Linked DNA regions of Homo sapiens: region 1 is linked to region 2. A link is a loop called in an ENCODE intact Hi-C map of the cell type or tissue named here. Cell type or tissue: heart right ventricle. All regions are shown on one strand. Each heading gives the region's core, and the rest is flanking DNA. Links, peaks and the distances in the headings are about the cores only.

Region 1 (8,335 bases), core at 135-8,134, 73 kb before region 2:
TACATGTAGGTGAAAAATTGTAGGGAATGATTTCAGAGAGACCATACTGTATTATGAAATATAATATAGCAAGAATATATTTTCACAGATTCATATGCTGCTTAACACCAAAATTAAATTTACCTTACTCTGATGAGCTTTCATACAGTAATCTTTTTATCAAAGCTAGTAAGAGGAAGCAGTGATGAAGATAATTTTTTTAAAATTGTATTTGAAATGGGCTTATGTGCTCTGGGATTGTCTTTAAATTGACTTCCTTATTTTATTTGAAGATGACCATAAACAGGAACAATGTCCAGTCTTCCTATTCTGAGCAGTATCCTTGAGTTAGAAGTATTTCAAGCAATTTTAAAGGGTGGAAGCTTATTTAAATAATAGATATAGGGAAAATGGAACAATGAGAACTCCAATGATGGAATGGAAATGATACGGGAACTGCAGGTTAGACCTGCGTATATGGTAGGTAGTTGGAGGAAGGGGAGTTAGGATGAGAATCGGAGGCTGGGTAGAGAAAAGTGTTGAGGTAAACTGAATTTTGTAGGAATTTAGCCCTAGTGTAAATCCTGAATACCACAGGTTGGCACGTCTTTGTATCAGGATGTAATACTATTATGTACTGTATACAGTTTGCTTTTCGGTGGTGGTTCCTGGCTCAACACAGGTCTTGTAAGCCTCATCATTTCTTAAGTGACTAGAGCAGAAAGAATATCTTTTGTTGAAGTAGTTGGCCTCTTATCCTTGGTTCCTGAAGCAGCTCTGAAACAGCTTCTGAGCAATAAAGGTGAAAGATAGTCTTTTGTTATTTACAACAAGCCCTTTCAAACACACCTGGGCATATGTTAATGAGGCTATTTTTGGAAAGTCCCTAGGTAAGCACTGTTTGGAGGTGTTGATACTCCAGGGAAATCAGCATTGGGCTCTGAGGGTTGGCACTTTCAACTCCACCTCCCAACCACTGGGGAGAAGAGAAGGGCCAGACATTTAGGGGCTTCCAGGAAGGTGAACAAGAACACATCCATGTGCTGGGAAGATGGCACACTCCAACACCATGGGGACAGAAGTTCCTGCACTCCAGACCTTGCTGTAATTGTCACTATTTCTGACTGTTTATTTGTATCCTTAAAATATGTTTTGTAATAACCAGCAAAAGTGTTTTAAAACACTTTTACTTACTTTACAGTGTTTCCCTGAGTTCTGTGAGCTGCTCTAGCAAATTAATCAAACTCAAGGAGAGGGCTGTAGGAGCCCCAGTTTATAGCCGGTTGGTCAGAAGCACAGGTAAAATAATTGAGCTTGGGATTGGCATCAGAAGTGGGGCTCAGTCTTTTGGGTCTGGGTCCTCAACCTGTGCAATCTCACGCTGTCTCTAGGTGTAGCTGGTGTCAGAATTGGTTTGAATTAGAGGGCAGCCAGTTGGTAGCTGCTTTAGAATTGATTGCTTGCTTTTCGGTAGAGAGAAATCCCTACACATATGTTTTGAGGTCACAAAAGTCTTCTGTGTTGATTGTTGAAGGACAGTGTGAAGAAACTGAGTTTGTTTTTTCCTAGATTACCAGACAGGAAAGCGCCTGAAATATGCTTAACGCTAAAGGATAAACCCACTGAATGTTAAATATAATCTGTTAAGGAGAAGCTCAAGCACTTTCTTATGGGTTAAAATATGCATGTGGCCAAAGGGGTGCTCATTTATCTAATTATTTAGTTTTTGACATTGGCTATTTACATGAGAACAGCAGTCCAACCCCATTATCCTTCAGGTGATCAGTACTGGGATGAGTTTTATTTAACATTTTTATAAATGATTTAAAAGACGGACTGGCAGTGACAGTTGCCAGATTTGCAGCTGACTCCATGTGCTGTTCCAGGTAGTTAAAAGCCAAGCCAGCAAGGAGAAGCTACAGGAATATCCTCTGATGAGTTTTCATGTGGCACAGAACAAGATAATGCATTTAGGGGAAGATATTCCAAATTATATTTATAGGACCTGAATTGTGACCCAGGAAGGGGATCCAGAAGTTATGTAGATGACTTCCTTGAAGGCATTTATTGTGGTTGTTGCCGGGCCAGAAAGTCCAAGAATATGTTAAACATTGTTGGGCATGGTTCTGAAAACAAAAATGATGTTATATAAAAATTATAAAGGGGTTATCATATTTTGACTGTTTATTATGTTCCAGGCTAAGTGATTTATTATGACTGCTCTTTCATTTAATTCTCTTAGTTCAGAAAGGTAGGTGGCATTATCCCATTTTATAGAAGAGCAAGTTTGACACGGGAAGGTTAAGTGACTTTCCCAAGTCAGCCCATGTGTGGTAGAGTTGGGACTAATGTGCTAGTCTTTTGATTGTTAATCCTAGACATTTCCCAGGATATTAGGAGGCAGCACTTAAAACTTGTAATAATTTAATTTAGGGTTTGTGAAGTGCTCTTTTACTCTTTGCTATGGTCGGCTTTGGTTGTCATTTTACCACAAGGATGGTATCTAAATACTTTGAGAGGATTTAGAGACATTCCTTAAATTCTTGATTTTTAAGGAAAGCTAGGAATGTCTTGGTGTACAGTTTTAGTCACCTCTGGTGACCCCTGACATTTCTCCCCTTGACTTTATAAAATGCTGAATGGTTACATTAATAAAAGGAACATTAATTAACAAGGAAAATATCGTTTAATAGAAAAGTCACCAGAATAGGAGTCCAGAGACCTGGATTGTTCTAGTGCTATAAAGTAGTAATGTGAAAAACATTAGGATGGCATGGAAATAAGCATAACATTCTTCTTGCCCTGGAGGTAGAGGAAAGCTTGAACTGTCTTGAGAGATCAGCCGGTGAAGAGGGGTTGTGGATTGCAGGCAGAGGGAATAGTAGTATATTAGATGAGTCACTGAACTTCTTTGAACTTCAGTTTCCTCAAAATTGAGATAAAATATAAGAAAGTACCAACGGCAGCATTTGATTTTGGAATCTCAGAGTGAGATTATAAGGATCACGTGAGTAAGTATATGTAAAAATGCTTTAAAAATTTTTAAATGCTGTACAAATGAGGATGGAGGAATACTGATGTTCCTTTGAAGAGTGGACAAAGAGGATGCAGTGAAAATTTAGGTGGCAGGACTAGCACAGAAGGTAGAGGAGGAGAAGTGGGGAAGGGAGGTGTTAAAGATGAGAGGAAAAGGACAAATGTGGAGAAAGTTGAATTATGGTTCTCTTTGTGCCTGTCAGTCAAAAGGTGGGTATTACATCTATAACGGAAGAATTTTAACATCAATTTACTGTAAAGTGGAAGCTCAGGAGATAGTTGAAACGTTTTAATCATTTTCATTTAGTCTGTATTGACCATGTTAATAAGGCTATGAAAATAAGCTAATTGAGAGTTGGTGTGTTGTCTGATTGTTTCTTCACTCATTACTTCTGTATAGGTTTAGCTAATGATTGTAAATAGTATAAGAGCGCTCATAAAATGAAATAAGCTGGACTGAGTTACTATTTATTGTAGATGATTAGAAATGAAAGGACATAGAGTGTTTAAGGAGGAAGATGCTATTTGATTTTTCTAAACTAGTGCAAAAGAAAATTAGGAAATCAGACTAGGACCGAGGCAGGAGGGGAACAAATTGTGAAGGGTTTTGTATGTAGCCATATAGGAGTTTGGATTTTTATTTAGTTTTATAGATGGGAAGTAACACAAACACTTTTGTGTTTTAGAAAATTGATCATAGCAGTCATAAAGAGAATAGTCTGGAGGAGAAAAGATTGGAGACATTTACCAAATAATTACTGAGCAAATACAAATGCTCCTCGACTTACAATGGGGTTAGTCCTGATAAACCCATCCTAAGTTGAAAATATCATTAGGTCAGAAATGCATTTAATATGCCTAACCTACCAAACAACATAGCTTAGCCTAGCCTACCTTAAATGTGCTCAGAGCACTTGCATTAGCCTATAGTTGGGCAAAATCATCTAACACGAAGTCTGTTTTATAATAAAGTGTTGAATATCTTATATAATTTAATGAATACTGTACTGAAAATGAAAAATAGAATGGTTGTGAGTTTAACCAAATTGTAAGTCAGAGACTGTTTGTAATACACATGGCAAGGTGAGTGAATGAAGCAATTCTCTTTGGCTTGTGGTAGATAGATGACAGTCAAGGATGACATTTAAGGCTCTGCTCTAGTTCAAGAAAGAGACTAATTATATGATGGTCTGAATTAAGGAATTTGTAGTGGGGTTGGAAACAAGAGCACTGCTGATTTCAGAGATACTTAAAAGTTTGAGTCCTCCAGATTTTGTTAATGTTAGAAGGTGTTAGAAGTTGAGTATGAGTCTAAGGTTCCTGGCTTGGCAATAGAATAATATATGCAAGTTTGGGAGAGAGAGAATACTGAGTTTAATTTCAGATAAGTAATAATGCTTTTTAGGTAAGTAATGATACCACAATATCAGTTGGAAATACGGGTCTGGATCAGGAGCGTGGTCAGGATTATAGATATGATTTTGAAGGCATATATTTTGTAGCTGAAAATTATGAAAATAGATGAGTAATGCCCATAATATCTAAATGATAATGCGTTCAGAACAAAAAGTAACTGCCATTGCTGGTACTTAGTTCAAGAGTTTCATAATATTTACCTATTACCCATTGCCACCCCAAACTCTGTTACAAAAAATGTAGAAAAATATTTGCTGCCAGAAAGCCAGAAATATTTGAGTGTCCTTGAAACACTGTACCAGTTGGGATCTTTCTTCCTGCCTTCGGAATCCTGGCTAGCCATCCAGTACAACACAGGATTCTTAGGCAAATGCACTTCCTTATCCCTCAACTAGAGTTTCTTTTTGGAATCCATGTTTGCTTCTTTGGGCTGGTGAAGTGGTCTCTGAACAGATACTGAATCCTGAAGCCTTTTTTTTTTTTTTTTTTTTTTTTTGAGATAGGGTCTCGCTCTGTTGCCAGGCTGGTATGCAGTGGTGCCATCTCGGCTCACTGCAACCTCCACCTCCCAGGTTCAACAGATTCTCCTGCCTCAGCCTCCCAAGTAGCGGGGACTACAGGCATGCACCACCACGCCTGGCTAATTTTTGTATTTTTAGTAGAGATGAGGTTTCACCGTGTTGGCCAGACGGTCTCAATTTCTTGACCTCGCGATCCGCCCGCCTTGGCCTCCCAAAGTGCTGCGATTACAGGCTTTCACCTTCTTTACTATCTATTCCAGAGCATCCCTAAGCAACTAGCACTTTGCCTCTTTGCCTCTTTACCTTTCCAGCCCCTTAGAGCAACTCAAAGAGGGAAAAATAAAAACAGCTTGAGAGAAGAGGCTGTAATCTTTTCAGTTCTCCCCCAAAGGTTCTGCTTTCTAAGCAAAGGATGGAGTTAATTTGTCATAAAGATGAGGTGTCCAATTTCAGTAAAATAAATGTGTCTGTTAGGAGGAAGATCTTCAAGTGCTGAAGGGAATTTGGAAAGAATCTGACTTAGGTGGTGTTTAGCACTTAGTGGAAAAGATGAGTTTTGGGTTTGGTTTTAGAGGAGGTAGAAAGACAAGGCTGTGCAGAGAAAAGTAGGAATAACACTATTAGGAGTTGGGAAAAACAGTACCAAGAAAGTAATAGAACATTAAGGGTGGAGCAGCAGGGGGAAGTGAAGGACCTGGTGAACAAGATTTCCTATCTAAAATGCCTATTTTGAGTTGGGATTAATGAGAAATTTGGGTAGTTAGATGATTCAAGACTAAAATTTGGAATTGCAACTCCCTAAAGCACTGAGTAGAAAATTGAACATGAACAGAGGATACTATAACATAATTTAAATAGCAATTTAGGACTTCAGTGACAACTGTTATAGTTTATGATGTTTGTAGCACTGATTACTTAATTTACATACTATTTTAAAATCCCTTGTATCTTTTTGTTTTCTCCTTACATACTTCTATAACAGCAATTCTTAAACTTTCCTAGACATGAGAATTACCTGGGGCTCTTTTTTAAAATACAGATTTCCAGTCTCCACCCCCCATGCTTGAATTCTGGTTCAGTAAAAGTTAAGGCAAGGGTTCAAGTGATTCTGATATATGTAGTCCTCAGACCAAAGTTTAGGAGATACTGTTCTAGAGGGTGGGCAAAGAGTAAGGAGATAGAATTTCAGTTTTTGGTGGTTGTTTTCCTTTATTTTATTTATTTATTTATTTTTTATGTAGCATCTCGCTCTGTTGCCCACGCTGGAGTGCAGTGGCGCAATCTCGGCTCACTGCAACCTGCACCTCCCAGGTTCAAGCAATTCTCCTGCCTCAGCCTCCTGAGTAACTGGGATTACAGGTGTGTGCCACCACTCCCAGCTAATTTTTGTATTTTTAGTAGAGATGGGGTTTCACCACGTTGGTTAGGCTGGTCTCAAACTGCTGACCTCGTGATCCACCCACCTCAGCCTCCCAAAGTGTTGGGATTACAGGTGTGAGCCGCAGTGCCTGGCCTCCTTTAATTTTTTTAAAAAGTGGAAGTGTAATTTACATATAGTGAAATACACAGATATTAAGTGTATGTACAGTTGCATACACCAAATATCTTTAATAACCTTAAGAAATTTAAATGTCCACTTGTGAAAAAAAACTCTAAGCAAACTAAATATAGAAGAGAACTTCTTCAGTCTGATAAAGGGCATCTATTAAAAACCTATAGCTAACATCATATTCAGTGGTGAAAGACTGAGTTCTTTCTACACTAAAAAAGAAAATTTAAAGATCTAAATAGGGATATACCAGGTTCAAGATGTACCTAAGTTCAAGATTAGTTTTGACAATTAATACATCTTTGTAATTTATGATTTCTGTCATCCAGAAAGAGCCCCTGTGCTCTCTTCCCATTGAGTCCTTGCTGTTTCTCCTTTTCCGTGGCTGCAGTCACTGTTCTGATTTATTTCACTGAAGATTAACTTTGTTCTAGAATTTTTTATAAATGGAGTCATGCAGTATGTACTCTTTTGAGTCTGGCTTCTTTTTATCAGCATGTTTTTGAGGTTCATCCATGTTACATATAAGAATTGTTCCTTTTAGTTGTAGAGTAGTATTCCATTATATGAATATTATTATTGTGGGAAAGATTGTTTCCAGTTTTCAACTGTTAATGAATAAAGCTACCATGAACATTCTTGTATAAGTCTTTTTGTGACATGTTTTCTTTTCTCTTGGGTCAATACATGAAGTGGAATTGCTGGGTTTTAAAATAGGTCTATGTTTAGCATTATGAGAAACTTGCAGAACAATTTAATTTCTGAGATAGTTTTACCATTTTACATTCCCACTAGCAATCTATGAGAGTTCTGTTTCTTATTATCATCAATATTTGGTTTAGTCATCTTACTGGGATATCTCACTGTGGTTTGAATTTGCATTTTCCTTGTGAGTATCGATGTCATGCATTTTGTCATGTGCTTATAGGCTATTTTGCATATCATCCTTAGTGATATGTCTGTTCAAGGCATTAACCAGTTACCAATTTTATGTCATTTTACTGTTAAGTTTTAGGATTTGTATATTAATTGGATGCAACTTCTTTGACACATAAATGTGTTAGAGATTTTTCTTCCAGTCTGTGGCTTGACTGTTCATTGTTTTGGTGGCATCTTTCGATGAACAAAAGTTTTGAATTTAGTGGTCTATTTTATCAATATTTCCTCTTATGCTAGTGTTTTTCTGGGTCCTGTCTAAGAATCTTTGCCACCCCCACAGTTGTGAAGATATTATCCTGTTTTCTTCCAGATGCTTTATGGTGATAATTTTTGTGTATTGAGGTGATAATTTTGTGTATTGTGTATTGGTTAAGATTAGATTTTTGCCCCCATATAGATAGCTAATTGTTCCAACACAGTATACTTCCCTTTCCGCATTAATTGCTTTGGCACCTTGTTAAAGCGCAGTTAATGGAGTAAGTGTGGATCTGTCTCTAAACTCTATTCTGTTCATCTGTTTGTCTTTCTGCCACTATGACACTGTCTTGATTTACCATAGCATTAAGTCTTGAAATAAGGTAATAGAACTTCTCCAGTTTAGTTCTTATTTTTCAAGATTGTTTAGACTTTTTTTAGGTATTGTACATTTGCACATAAATTTTGTAATCAGCTTATCAATATCTACAAAAAAGCCTTTTGGAATTTTTATTAGGGTTGCATTTGAATCTATGAATTGGAGAAAATTAACATCTTAACATGAACATAATATAGCTCTATTTAGATCTTCTTTTTTAGTGTAGAGAGAACTCTTTCACCATTGTATATGTTAGCTATACATTTTTCATAGATGCCCTTTATCAGATTGAAGAAGTTCTCTTTGCTTAGAGCTTTTTTT
Region 2 (8,335 bases), core at 66-8,065:
CACCTTAGAAAATTCTAAAAAACACAAGAATACAAAAAGCACTTGTTGCCAGAACAAAGTATCCTATGTCATGTAGCCTCTGGAAGCTCTACCATATTCTTGAGAAAGGATGAAAGTAAGAAAAACAAATGATGTCTTCATATTATTGTAAAATAGTTTCGACCTCACAGTCCTCCTGAAAAGATCTTAGCGCCCCCTGGAGTCCCCAGGCTACATCTGATGAATCACTGGTCTAGGGAGCCATCAGTTTTAAATGAGTTTAAATTGTCTTAAATATGCTTATTACACTTTCTTTATTTGATGCACCTTGTAGAACCTAAAATTAGATTTCAGGAGCTGCTGACGCTTTGAATGAAGTAAGAGATATCAGAGGTTAACAATTCAAGAGCCATGAATTCTCATTTTGATCCATTAAATCCTTCTACCTTTGCAGCATGAGTCTAGAAGCCCTGATTCAGTCCTTGTTAAAAAGCTGGAAATAGGCCGGGCGTGGTGGCTCACACTTGTAATTCCAACACTTTGGGAGGCCGAGGCGGGCAGATTACCTGAGGTCAGGAGTTCGAGACCAGCCTAGCCAACATGGTGAAACCCCGTCTCTACTAAAAATTAAGAAAAAAAAAATTAGCTGGGCATGGTGGCATACGCCTGGAATCCCAGCTACTCAGGAGGCTGTGGCAGGAGAATTGCTTGAGCCTGGGAGACGGAGTTTGCAGTGAGCTGAGATTGTACCACTGCCCTCTAGCCTGGCCAACAGAGCAAGACTCTATCTCAAAAAAAAAAAAAAAAAAAAAAAAGTTGGAAATAGCTGTTTTGCTGTTGATAAATGAATGGATTTAAATTTCCACATGTTGCTTCTCCAGATCATTTCATGATCATTCAAGTGGAAACCGCAGCAATTAGAAGTGTTGCATATGGTTGGAATGTAATCACTTTACATTTTGAGCGTTCCTTCTAAAAGCAATTTCTTTTGATTCAATGTAAAAATTCATAAGTACATATCAGGCACCCATACTATCCAGGTACTAAAGGGAATACAAAAGGTGCACATCCTACTCCTCAATTATTAATTTTTGCGGCTGGACGCGGTGACTCATACCTGTAATCTCAACACTTTGGGAGGCCGAGGTGGGCAGATCACCTGAGGTCAGGAGTTTGAGACCAGCCTGGCCAGCATGGTGAAACTCTGTCTCTACTAAAAATACAATAATTAGCTGGGTGTGGTGGCACGCACCTGTAATCCCAGCTACTGGGGAGGCTGAGGCAGGAGAATCTCATGAACCCAGGAGGCAGAGGTGGCGGTGAGCTGAGATTGCACCACTACACTCCAGACTGGGATTTAAGAAAATGTGTAGTTAAATATTGCCTAAAATGCTCGAATGTAGGTTATAAACAATGAGAATAGGGCCCATGAAGAGATTTTCGTTTTTCACAGAGGTGAGACTTAAAAAGGCCTTGAAGGATAAATAGAAATAGAAGCAGAGTAGAAGGGTTATTCCAGGAGAATATTAGTTTGGATGAGGGCACAGAGGCAGGAAGATGGAGCTTAGCTTGAGGGAATGGAGGTCACTGGTGCTGTGAATATTTGCAGACAGCCATATCCAGAGCTGAGAGGTGAAAGAACAGACTGGAATAGTTCTTTTCTTTTTCACTCTCCTACCTTATTTGCTTTTGGTTTAGCAAGGAGGATCGAAAGTAAACCAAGAGAAATGGTGGGGGGCAGCAGAGGGAGGTGGGAGGGAAACTCCAGGATGAGTTATGGTCAGCCAAAAGAAGCTGTTGAAATAAAATGACCAAGAGTTAATGCCTTTATAGACGCAGGGATGCACAGCCTAGATCCCCTTCCTCTAAAGGACTTGCTGCCCATCCACTGAAAGCTTGGTCAGCAGCCAGCCCCCAGCTATCGGCTCTTTCAGGGCCTGCCTTGTTGCAAAGGGCCGCCTCCCTGCAAAGAGCTGCCTTGCTCAAAGAGCTGCCTTGCACTAGGTCATGCTCTTCTGGTGGCAGCTTGCATCCTGTCACAGAGAGGCAGGGGTGTGAAAGCACAGCCATCTCATTTGCTCTGCAGGACAATATCCACTCCAGAGTTCCTGCTAGACTGGCCAAGACCTTGTTGCCATTCAACTTCTTTCCCATTCTACTCGCTCCCTCCTTCCTTCACAGGTGTTGAGCCCTAATAAAATTTTGCACCCGAAATTCTGCTTCATTATCTGTTTCTGGAGAACCCAACCTGTAACATTTTCCCAGCCAGGGCTGAATACACACACACACACACACACACACACACACACACGTGCTCTCTCTGTATATATGTTTCTGTGTATGTATATATGTATGTATATTTTTAATTACTTTTCTCCATTCAATAGTATACTGCCTATCAATTATTAGCAAATTGTATTTTCAACCTGTTGGCTTATTTATTCTAAATATAGCCATTTTCCTCTAAAGAGAAATCTTTGTTGCCAAAAGAATTTTATAATGGCAAAATCAGTCATTTTCCCCACTAATCGCAATGTAATTTTGCCCATTTTGAGATGGGCAAAAATCATATGTTCAGAACAGTAAGGTGAGACAGAATCAGCTAATTTACTGATAACTGTGGGCACTACCTGAACTGACGTATCATGCTGCTACGCACTTTAGTACCAGGCTCTCTGGTGGCCAGTTCTTTGCAGGATAACGTGGAATAATGCTTATGTAAAATATGACTTCCAAGACTAATTCTCAACTTCAGACTCCCCACTCCCAGCATTATTGCTTTGGCATTAGTAATGTTAGTCAGAAATATGAGTAATTCTTGGCAAGAATGGGAAGCATTCAACTTGTAACTTCAAAAAGACATTATCTGAAAGGTTGAAAGCCAGTTTCTAATAGTACCTGGTATCTTGGCTTCAGGGCTCACAGCAATCCTGTGGAGAAAGTATGAGTTTCCCATTTCAACAAAGAAGGTGAGGCTTAGAGGGAAAGGAAGTTGCTCAAGATTTGCTCTGGAACAGAGCCAGGATTCCCACTCAGATCTTCGACTCTGAATCCTGCAGGCCTTCACCTGTGCGAGCACTGAGCGCCTGGCTGCCAGCTCCAGAGCTCCTCTGGGGCCTTGGTCAGTGTGGTGTTGTTTATGTCCAGCACACTTTCCGTTGGTCTACTGGAGGACAGTTCCTGTACAGGCAGATGACTTCCTTCACCAAGGACCTGTGACTCTCTCCCTGAGGGCTTTCTCTGACATCATCTGCACATGGACAGCTTAGACTGAAAGTTTCAGGGGTTCGATGCCTTCCAGAGGCACCTCTCTAACAATAAGAGCCCAGATTGAGTGGAAATACCCCAGCTTCCTTACCACTCCAGCCTCCATGCCCTTAGTGGCATGATTCCGAGGTGCATCCTACACTGACTCTTGGTGGCTCCCTGGCCAGAGCTCATTCGCGTGGCCCTCAGCAGCTCTCCTCCTTCCCTGGCTGTCTTCCTCACCACCTCTCCGTGATTCCAGGAATCAGCTCCCGAATAAACGACTTGCACCCGAATCCTTGTCTCAGGGTCTGCTTCTGGGGGCACACCGAGGAAGACAGCAATCCCGTCCTAAGGTTTTGCACATCTGAGCCAGAGGGACCCCCTGGGACCGGGTCTCAGGGCTGAGTTTTGGAGGAGTGGGAGACACTCAGGGTGCGGCTTGAGGAGGGATGAGGTGAGACTTTGAGGTCGGCAGATGGCATTTCTGGCAGGCGCCTAGCATGGAAGGTGTGAGAGGAAGAGGGAGGTTGGGGACAGTGGACATCCTTGGGGGTGGTGGGGAAGGAATCAGGGCTGGGAACCTGCCTCTGTCAGCAAAGGGAACTGTGCCAGTGGGCCCCAGGACCAATGCCAGGGAGGCCACGTTCACCCAGCGGCTCAGCCAAGTCTTTTTAAGGAGTGGAATGGGAAATGCCGTTTACTGGCTTGCTGTTGGCCCAGTATTTATTGTTTTACATTTTTGCCCTGGAATTTCCATTGTCCTTACTCCTTAGAGGAGACTACACTTTTGCAGCTAATAAAATATGTTCTCCAGGTTAAATGGCATTTCAGCAAGTGCCATCATTACATTTTTCAGCACCCAGCCACTTACATAGCTCTTCCATTTTGTCCTGATAAAATCACCCTGTGCAGTGAGCAAGGCGAGGGTTATATGCCCGCCTCTGCGATGCTGGCTAATGTGCTCACAGCGCCCCAGCTATGAGTAGCATGGGTCGGGGGAGTGCACAGAGCCTGTCAATGTGGCTTCACTCCTGCGGCAGGCCCCAAGGGTGACAGCCCTCTGCTGGCGGACTCAGAGCTATTCCAGGAGTAGGCTGGGCTGGCCCCACGAGGGGCAGAAAGCCAGCGCCTATAGATGCAGCTCTCTTCTACCCATCTGTCCTCTCGAGCCCCCACTGCAGCCGGCTGGGCTTTCCAAGTCCTGTTTTTTTCCATTGATTCTAGGGATGGCAACGTTTGGATAGAACATCAGAGCTCGGTTGGTGCCTGGGCAGTCATGACCGTGGGCATGGGCAGGGCAGCATGGTGACGTGGGGCTGGGCTCAGGATCAAATGAGACAGGCCTGAAATCCATCAGAGCCTCTTAAAGCCTGGACAAGTGGCCAGTTCTTTGAAGGGTTTATATCTGTATTGCCTAGTGCAGCTTCCAGATGTGTGGTTTAGGATGTTGAAAGCACTTGTTATTGCTTGTGTTAATATGATGAAAGCAATACTAATAAAGTGTAGTCTCTGAGGCTGATGAATGTGATCTCTGAGGCTGCTTTCCCCAACCTTGGGGAGGTGGGCTGTTGGGTGGCCATGTCAGATTCAGTTCTGGCAGGATGCTGGGGGCCTTCCGGCAGCACCGATGCCCTGGCTCAGAACCTTTTGCTTGTTGCTCCCCAGGGGTGGTCAAGGCCAGGGAGCAGCTCCAAGCCTTCCTGGCAAGGCTAGCTGTGGAGCCGGAAGCGGGGACCCTGCCCCATCCATCCTCCACAGACTCCAAGTCCTTCCAGGCCTGGCCCCGCTGCTCAGTCCTGCTCAGTCCCATGTGGAGGGAAAACTCCGAATCCTAGAGTGGCCTGAAGTCTCCCAAGTGGGGAGCAAGGAGCAGGCAAATTGGTGCCCTTTCTACTGAAATATCTGCTTCTTTGTCACATCCAACAACTCCAGGGAATTATGACCTTTCTTGACCAGCATTTTCCTCTAACCTTTCCATCTTCCTCCCAGGAAAGTGAGGACTCAACAATACAAGTTACAAAACCCTTCTGCTGGAATCAGACCAAAAGGAAGCTCTCTAATAAGAATCTATTGTGAATGTTGTGCTGTTGTGCCTAGATCTCCACAAGGGCACAGATGACTGGGAATTCACATCTCTCGCTCCTTTTAAACCCTCAAGTCTGAGTCTAGCTGCTGCCATACAGAGACCGTTTCCCTGTGAAGCCTCTAGACTTGCCACTGAATTGACCTGCCCTGTAGAAAGGACATTTCTCTTCCCTTTGGATAGAGTATTGTGAGAAGGCTGTCTTTGAAGCCTCAGAAGAGTGGCTTTTGTCTCCTTTGTTCCCATAAGGAAAAAGATGTCAGATGAGAGGCCAATCTTTTGTCACCTTCCCAGAGACCACCCCCATAGGAATCTGCCCCTCCTCCCCTCTTAGCTGTAACTAGCTAGATCAGGGTGCGCTCTGACTTAAGGGTAGCCTCTCCCAAGGCCACTGAGTTGTGGCCTGGAAAAAGATGATCTGGGCCTCTTAAGATTCATCCTTCAGGACGTAAGTTTGGGAAACTGAGCGGCTGTTGACATTTGAAGTGAGAGCCAAAGCAGAAGGATTGTGGTGCAGAAAGCAGGGAAGCAAAGAGAAACAGGTCTTCTCCATGATGGTCATGTGCAGGTGAGGGCATGAAGTAGCCAGGAGCAGAGTCAGGAGAATGGAGTAGATGCTCAGAGAGCAGGGTCAATGCTCCACACGTTCCTGGAAAGGTGGGAATGTGGCCCTAGCCAACTCAGTCTCAGATCCCACGAGAGCCACCCAGGCCAAGGCTTCTGTTCTGAGACACCATCTCTTTAACATAGATCCCTGCACAAAACCCCTCTTTTCTGAGCCAGCCCAAGGAGGAGTCTCTGTTTCTGAACCTCCGCTTATCAAGGGCAGGTCTACTGGCTAGTTGAGGATAATGCTAGAAACCTGCCTTGTCCAGTGCAGTAGCCACGAGTTACACGTGGCTCTCAAGCACTTGTAGCACTATGGCTGGTCCAGACTGAGATGTGCTGTGAGTCTAAAATTCACACTGCACCCTGAAGACTTACGGCCAAAAAAAGAAGGCAAAATATCTCACTAATAATTTTTATATATTGATTATATTAAAATGAGAATATTTTGGATATATCAGTTTAAATAAAGATATTATTAAAGTTAATTTCACCTGTATCGTTTTACATTTTTAATGTGACCACTAGAAAATTTACAGTTACATATGTGGTTCACATTATATTAAATATTTCTATTGGATACCCTGCCTTATACTGAAATACCCCAGAAACAAGAACTGTAGATATTTTAGTAATTACATTAATTAGTTCCAATACTGAAATTGAAGTCTCAAGGAATCAACACACGTAATCTCCTGCCTCCAGGCATGCTGAGCCTCAACAAGTCCAGCTAAAATGGACCTTCTTCTAAAGCCCCTCTCCACCCCAGGGAAACCCTCTCACCTGCCCCCAACAATTCTCTTCATGCCCGTTGCAGCTGCCGTGCCATAGTTGCTGTTAGCCCTAGGTGAGATTAAGTATGTAATGTTTATCATTATAAAGACCCATCACAGATTTTATTATTAAATAACCTCACACTGAATTTACACAAGATGGAGATTAAAAAAAAGAAACAACCTGGGATGTGTCATAAGATCCAAGGACACAACCAGACTCTCAGCCATGGGATGGGGCTCTCTCCATCTTTTATCTGTGTACCTCTTAAAGCACCTGCTCCATTTGTCTCTCTGCCGACCAGCAGCCTCTGCTTCCCCAGGGCGGGAAATGTGGAGACTGCCCCCCATTTGACAGAGTTGACAGCTCACAGCTCCTTTTTTGCAGAGAGACACCAATGCTACTCTAGTTCCCACGTCCAGAGGTCCTGGGGAGGGATTCATGGCCCAGCTAGAGAGAACCACTATGGCCAGGAGCCAAGCCACATAAGAATATGACTGTCCCCCTCCCCCCGAAGCTGTGTAGTGAGAGGATGGGATGGTTCCCAGAAAGTAGGGTGGGGACCCCAAAGAAAATGAGAAGTTTCCATGATATCCATGATTATTAGTGTTTGCTTAATCTGGCCTTTGGTTAAAAAGAATTGTTCTTCCATCCACGGAGGGCTCCAGATGACACCTCCCACTCCTATATCCTCCTTAGAACTTTGCACACCTGCGTGAAAACTTTCACCTCCTCTCCAACTACTAAAATTTGATAATGAAACAATCTGTGAAATTCAACATGGACCTGAGCCATGCAGTCTGTGGGTGGATCACATGAGCAGCAAGGCAGCCATTTGGAAGAAAGCAGCCACTAAATCACAGACAATGAGAGGAGCCCCTCGGCAGTGATGCCACAGATGGTGATGTGGCATCTTCAGGTGCCACAGATGTTGATGCCTTCAGTTGATGATAGGGATGTTTTAGGGAGCCTTATTTAACCAGATTCATGGCAGCACCTGAGGAAAAATCCTGTGCGGGAATGAGTTCATCCATACCTACTGGCTATTTGTGTCCTCCCACAGCCATCTGGCCCTGGCTAAATCACACTGCTTTGGAGTTCATTTCAAAAGCCCAGTCATATGTATGTTAAAGAGGTTCACATATCACTGGCTCATAGAAAGAAAGCCAGTTTCCTGTGTGCTTTTCAAGACTGCCGGAGGGCACTCCCAGCTAACCTAAAGTCATTTCTCCCACTACTCCCTATGGACCCTTCCGCTGACACCCGGTCAGCCCAGATGCTGTCTTGCTCCTGAACACGCTATGTGCAGGTCACCTGAGAGTCTATTTCTGTAGCCTGAAGATGGTCTAAAAAGGTCTAAACCCAGCTCTGCCTGTGACCAGCTATGCCCTCCTTGGAAAGTTTCTTTTTCCTTGAATAAAATTCAAGTAATTATCACCACCTGGCAGGGTTGTTATAAAAATCAAAAAAGATTTAAAGCACTTAAGCTGTATCTGGAATACTTTTGTTCTTTGAAAAAAATTCTGAAGCACATATGGCAAATTTTAACATGTTCACTGGTTGACTTTTCTCCATATTTTTCTATGTGCTTGTAATTTTTCGTTTTCTTAAAAATGATAAATATTATTTTGGGGAAACAGGGAC

The links. A loop is a pair of places that touch in the nucleus more often than their neighbours do. Peaks named below come from ENCODE experiments on the same cell type or tissue, not always from the same donor. Only the 100,000 strongest peaks of a DNase experiment are listed, where the experiment ranks them.
Region 1: it touches region 2 in a loop (2.4-fold over the local background); 22 of 110 quality-filtered maps call a loop at or near these places.

What each region holds. Positions count from the first base shown.
Region 1 is chr2:46,703,979-46,712,313 of GRCh38, forward strand. The region is part of intron 1 of SOCS5 (suppressor of cytokine signaling 5); the gene reads left to right. Among named protein-coding and RNA genes, the nearest start is that of SOCS5, 8.9 kb to the left of the region's middle. In heart right ventricle, for the core only: no CTCF peak of the experiment used is centred there; no DNase peak of the experiment used is centred there; H3K27ac peaks cover 2,430 bases.
Region 2 is chr2:46,776,727-46,785,061 of GRCh38, forward strand. No RefSeq gene overlaps it. Among named protein-coding and RNA genes, the nearest start is that of LINC01118, 36 kb to the right of the region's middle. RefSeq lists a silencer at 5,024-5,318. In heart right ventricle, for the core only: CTCF peaks have their summits at 219 (motif pointing left), 420 and 4,306 (motif pointing left); DNase peaks (open chromatin) are centred at 3,843 and 4,273; H3K27ac peaks cover 2,969 bases.